Regions from separate parts of the Homo sapiens genome. Here region 2 is linked to region 1. A link is a contact called in ENCODE Hi-C or POLR2A ChIA-PET data. All regions are on one chromosome and are shown on one strand. Each heading gives the region's core, a stretch centred on a gene start or an enhancer-like site at or near the end of the contact. The rest is flanking DNA. Distances are from core to core; before and after follow the strand shown.

Region 1 (2,911 bases), core at 211-2,710:
TCTCGCTGCTCCAGCAGGTACCTGGGCAGGAAGGAGGTCAGAGCCTGGGTCAGGACGGGTTCATGGTCTGAGAAAGAAGGCCCGTGGAAAGGAACGGAGAGAAAACATCCCTTTTGGTATGGGGAAGCCTCCCCCAGGTGAGGGCAGGTGACAGGCAGACCAGAGCAGGAGAGGCACTCAAGGCAAAGTGCAGGCAAGGATGTGGAGGTGGGGTCGAACAGGCAGACACTGTGTGCTATCAGTGCTGGGGGACGATGGGCTACAGGGACAGAAGCCAGAGCCAGTGCCGAGGCTGGACCTTTGGCCTTTCAGCGTTTGGGAGAGGAGGTGATGGAGCCTTCACTCCCACCAGAGCTCTCTACTGCAGGAAGAAGCTGGCCCTGTTAGAAGCAGGGAGCCCGGGAAAAAGCTGCTGCAGGCCTCCTGATGGTGTGGAGGGCACACAATTCTAGGAGGCAGGAGTCGCGGGATACAGCAACTGATGGGATGCGGAAGGTGAGCGAGGGGAGTCGCCAATGCTAATGCAGCCCCACTGAGGCGGGGGCAGCCCAAAGGAGGCCTCCAGGCTGCACCTGGAAGTGCTGTGAACCCACTCAGCGTTGACACTATGCACTAACTCTTGAGTGGCACGGGATGTCAGGGAGCGGCCCAGGGAGGCTACGGGAGTACAGCAGCCCGGCGCCAGCCCAGGGGAGGTGGAAGCAGTCAGTCAGCACCAGGTCAAGGGGGAGGAAGGGCCAAGAAAAAAGGAGGTCAAACGGGATAGTGGAAGCCCAAGGAGGGGAAGGGCCCCAGAACCCAACTGGGCACCCCTTCCCTCCGCGTCCGGCCCATGGAGGGGGCATCTCAGCGCCAGATTCACTTTAGCTGCGTCAGGAGTTTCCGAATCCTCAGGGACCGGAGGCCGATTATGGGCTCTAGGTGTTCCCCGCGCCAGGTCCAGAGAGCACGAGAGAAAGGGGCCACGTCTGGAGTCCCAGGCCTATACCCGCGCCCTGCGCCCGGGGGGTCTGACGTCCGGGCCCTACCAGGGCGAACAGTGGCCCGCCTTCTCTCCGCCCACTTCTGCGCCTTCGGGCCTCCGCTGAGCAGTCCCTTCTTACAGGAAGCCCTCCGGGGGTCAATGGCCATCAGTGTCCCCGCCCCAGCGCGCTTCCGCTGGGGGGCTGCGGCGGGGGTCCGGGTGGTCTGCCCCGCGGGGGCGCTCCGAGGGCTGTGACCCGGCAGAGGCGCCCGCCTCTCCGCGGCCGCCCAGCCGCCCGTCCCAGGGCCCGAGGCGTTCCGAGGGCGGCCACCTCCCGCACCCTCCCCGGGACTGCGAGGTCCTCACCGCACTCGGCCCACATCCCCCTTCCTGCAGCTGGCGAACAGGTCGCTGGTGTCCATGGCGCGGAGGATGGTACCCGAGCCGAACGACCTCGGGCGGCGAAGCCGCGCACCCGGCGGATGTAAACACGCTCAGCCCCGCCCCGCCCCGCTCTGCAGCGGCGTCCGGAGGACCCGCCCGCCCCGGCCTCCCCGCCCCGCGGCCCCGCCCCTGCCCCGGGGTGCCCCGCCCGCCCCGCCCCGCCCCAACCCCGGAAATAAGAATGAGTCAAGAAGGCAGACGCGCTGGGCCCGGCGTGGTCTCCGGGCGGGTTTAATTGAGTCCCGGGGCGCAGGAAGCGCCGCCCGCCGCCCGCGGGGCCGGGGTTCAGGGGCGGGAAAGCGGGGCCAAGGCGGGCTTTGAGGCCTGCCCCTCGGGCGGGAGTGAGGGAGTTGGTCCGAAGCCGCCGTGTGAAGTCGGGGGAAGCGGGAAGGAGCCCGCGCCGAGGGCCAGGCCGCGGGGGCGGCCCGGGTAGGCGCGGGGCTGGTGCGGGCTCCGGGCCGTCCGTTTCGGGGTCCACCTCGCTTGGTCCTGGCGGCCCACTCGGCCTGCGCCTCGGCTGCGCTCACAGGTGCGTGTCCTCCTCGAACACGTCCGAGTCCTCGGGGTCCCGCTTGCCCCCCATGAGCGCCCCCCAGCTCCCCGGGCCGTTGAGGGCCCCGCCGCCGTTCAGGCTGGGGTGCTTCTCCTGCATCTCCGACTGGCTGTCGCTGGCCACGTCCAGCGTGGGGTTGTCGTGGCAGCCGTTCTCCACGAAGCGCAGCTCCTCGCCGTGCGACTGAGGCGGGGTGGGGAGAGGCCATGGGCGAGCGAGCCAGCCCCCGGACAGCGCCAGGCCCGCGGCCGTCTGTGCAACCCCACCCAGGGGGTTCCCGCGGCACCCTCCACAGGTGCCAGATCCTTCTTTTCTGTTGCTGCAGCTCAACTCCTTTCTCAAAATAAACCTACTAGTCGTTGGCACTACAAAGCCCCGTGGCCTCCCTGACGTCATCGATCCCCCAACAGCCCCCTAAGAAGACTCCACTTGCGAGGTGGGCAGGGAGCATCGCTAGGGCTCTGCTCGCTTCCTCCTGGGGAGGCCTCTAGGCTGCTGGAGCCTCTCCTTGATCCTTGGGCACCACCAACGCAGGGCCTGCCTCTGGTGAGGTATTCAGGTGCTCAGGCCCTGCAGTGCCTGCGCCGGAAAGGGGCTGGTGGTGCCAGGGAGGGGCCCCCTGGTGGGGCTAGCAGCCCCCTCACTCCCTGCACCTCTGGCACCTGTCCTGGGGCTGGTGCCCTGCAGAGCAGTCAGCAGTGCTAGGCTGACCAGCTGCTTCACCCACGGGACCCTGTGCGCCCAGGAGAGTCACTGCCTCCCCTTGCAGATGAGGACACCTATCGATGGGCACTCTCCTCTCAACTGGCCCCCAGCCCCACCTGTCCCCACACTCACCACGTGCTTGAGCTTGGGCAGCCGGCGCTGCCAGCAGTTGTAGAGCAGGCCAAGCGCAATGATGATGATGCAGATGGCCCCAATGACCACCAGCACCACGAAGAGCGTGCCGT
Region 2 (2,911 bases), core at 298-2,797, 1.1 Mb before region 1:
TCTTTAGGAAACCAAAGATGCAGTATTTTGAATAGGGAAGAACCAGCCGGCTGGACAGCCATCAACTAAGGTTGTAAGAAAGGTTCACTAGGCAGGTTTGCCAGGCCTACCTGCAAAATTTTTCAAACCTCAGTTAAGTACCCTGCCGGTATTCAAGAGCTCCTAATTCGGTGACACTACACCACAATATGTGTGATAAGTCGCAAACGGCATTTCTTATGGCTTTAAGGGAGAACTGATGCTACCAGAAAGACTTTCAAATGACATCAATAGAAAGAAAGGAGGTGGTGGGAGGCACTGAGGTACAGATACCAGGTAGCAAAAGATAAACCAGCAAGCTTCAGGGGTACGTGAAAGCAGTACAACCTAGAAATTTAATACAGTGCTCTGGAGTCTGACTGCCTGGGCTTGCATCTCTGCTTCGTAACTTATTAGCTGTGTGACCTTGGCCAAATGGCTTAGCCTCTCTGTTCAACTTCCCACTGTGTTAAGTGGGCACAACAGTGGTACTTCAGAGGGTTGTTCAAAGAACTAAACATAATGATCTGTTAAAAGGTCTTGCCACGCTGCCTAGCATACAATAAACGCTCAAATATTTGCTGTCAATATTCTCAATATTCCCCTTATGACCCCATTAGGTATCAAGCCTAAAATGAATGCAGAAAGAGGCCCCAAACACGGTCGGAATGGAAACACAACTCTACATCCAACTACCATCTTTCCTCGATTAAGTTGAAAAACTTCTCTCAGGATTTACCGTAACATGCCTAGGACAAAAAGCTCCCTGTCTCCCAGCGCCAGAGGCGCCTCAATGTACACAAGTGTCGAGGCGAGCCCAGCGCACGTGACCTGACTCACTGCCTTGACTCAGTTGCCGTCAGGGAACTCCCACTAACAGGGTCAGGCTGTTCAACTGAAGAACCGGATGGGAACGCGGCTCGGCCCCCAGCGCCTGTGACCCATGCCCGCCGGGTGGGCACGGCGGCGGGCGGCGTGGGCTCTGACACCCTCCTGCTCGCCGCGCTAAGGAACTCCACTGGCCAGCGCGTCCTGCCGCGGCGCAGGGCCGCCCAAGTCAAGGAACCCTCTCGGGTCTCTGAGATCCAGGCCAACAGTAAACAGAGCGTCCGAGACGGGTGGCCGGGGCGGGCAACCCGGCCAGAGGTCACGCCCGACGACCTCCGACCTCTCCAAGCCGGGTGGGGTCTTGGCCTGCTCCGGGGGCCTGAGCGATGCCGGGTGTGCCCGCGTGGCCAGGGCTGGGACTGGAGCCTGCCCAGGAGGACAGGGAGGACGCGAGGCCCTGGCGACCGAGGGGCTGAGGGGGGGGATGGGGCCAGGCCGCCGGCCGGGCTGGGCCCGCTGCTTACCGCGGCCGCTGCGCTGGGGGCTCCGGGCCGGGCGCGTCGCGAGGGCTCCCGCCGAGGAGGAGACTAAACGGAGGACAGAAGCGAGAAGGTCCAAGTTCTGGTTCCAGGGAACTCTCCCGAGCTCTCCAAGCCGCCAACTCCGCCGCTGCCGCCGCCTCAGGCTTTATGGCCAAGACTCCAGGCCCGCTCCCACTTCCGCCACCGCCGCCGCCCCGAGCGGAAGTACCTGTCACGAGACGCTCGACGCCAGGGTGCGGGGGAGGAGCCCCGCCTCAACCTTGCGTCACGTTCCGGCTGCCTCGGGACTGAGCCTGGATCTCGTGCTACAAACATGTCTGCCCCCAAATGGTTGTCCCCATCTTTGAGGCTCATACAAGGAGCAGGACGGCGCCATGTTGGACCCACAGACAGATTCCCTCAGCCATCCCTCCTTACTCCAGAATAAATAATGCCACCGAAGAGGGGACAAGGGGTAAACTGGCCATTCCAGTTGTGTCCTTCTTCGAAAGGCATCATTTATCCTTACTTTAATTACTTAACCAAAAATTATTATCACCATTTTACAAATAAGGAACTGAGACTCAGTATATCATGTCACTTGGTCTAGCTCAACACAGAAACTGGTGGAGCGAGGTTTTGAACCAAGATCTGTCTGATGCCAATATGTGTTATCGTTCTAGTAGACTGCAAATGACTACAGCAATTGTGTGGCTCGGTGATAGAGACAGGAGAAATAGGCACTTTGTCTGGCAGAGGAGACAGCCCAAGAAAATGGAAAATGAGCTAAAGCCTCTCTGAACTTAGTATTAGAGAAGATGTGATAAAGATGGACCGGGTAGAACTCTTCTTGTAAGCACAGAGCAGCCTCCCAAGCACCAGCCCCATCCGAACACATCAGGATCCACTCAGAATTTTTGCCTCCATCTTCAACAATGCCCTCTCATAGTCTTTTCTTATTTTGGTTCATGCAAGCTCCATTCTTTCAATTGTTCCATCCAAAAACCTTGCAATTGTTACAGTAAGTAGTCAGACCTGAGCAGGGCAGGAGAGGGGCCACTCCCCGACCAGCAATGTGAGGCAACCATGACGTGGTTGTCAGGTTAAGCTGTCTCTCTAAAATAATAATTGGTTGCAGCCAGACCAGAGAAAGGCAGTCTCCCAATAGATAAAAACACCTAAAACTGGTGATCAGCAGCTTCCCGATAAGATCTCAGGAGTTGAGGGGTCTGGGGAAAAAAAAAATCTCAAAAGCTAGGCAAGCAGTCTCAACCCTGAGATGGTACAATGTCTGGGGTTTCCCCTACTTTTTCAACCAAAATTGGCTCTTTCCCCAAAACCCTCACCACCTATTCTCCTGTTTTCTCTATGTGTATTCTGAAATGGCCTTGCACACTGCAGAACCATCCGCCTCTGGGGTAAGTCCACTCTTTCTCTGCTTTCACTTTGCATGTGCCCAGGAGTTCAAGACCAGCTTGGGCAACATAACAAGACTGTCTCTTCCAAAAGATAAACAAAAAAGAAAAGAGAAGGCACACATCTAC

The links. A loop is a pair of places that touch in the nucleus more often than their neighbours do. ChIA-PET counts read pairs that join two places held with the same protein, here RNA polymerase II (POLR2A). Pooled maps may share reads with other maps.
Region 2: a loop to region 1 is called in a map of CD4-positive, alpha-beta T cell, with 5 times the contacts of the local background. The contact joins the promoter of RAB7A here to the promoter of ABTB1 in region 1. A Hi-C loop is called at or near these places in 1 of 168 maps with a recorded cell type or tissue (CD4-positive, alpha-beta T cell) and 2 of 50 pooled maps. POLR2A ChIA-PET finds 5 or more read pairs at or near these places in 1 of 52 experiments (MCF 10A).

Annotation. Positions count from the first base shown.
Region 1 is chr3:127,671,501-127,674,411 of GRCh38, reverse strand. It overlaps ABTB1 (ankyrin repeat and BTB domain containing 1), which reads right to left and starts at 1,460. Exons shown (of 12, transcript NM_172027.3): 1 at 1,331-1,460; 2 at 1-21. The coding sequence starts at 1,386. It overlaps PODXL2 (podocalyxin like 2), which reads right to left. Exons shown (of 8, transcript NM_015720.4): 7 at 2,799-2,911; 8 at 1,610-2,144. The coding sequence ends at 1,932. RefSeq lists silencers at 1,089-1,348, 1,489-2,088, 2,099-2,178.
Region 2 is chr3:128,724,819-128,727,729 of GRCh38, reverse strand. RAB7A (RAB7A, member RAS oncogene family) reads right to left here and starts at 1,547. Exons shown (of 6, transcript NM_004637.6): 1 at 1,371-1,547. RefSeq lists a silencer at 1,124-1,413 and enhancers at 680-1,664, 1,694-1,823.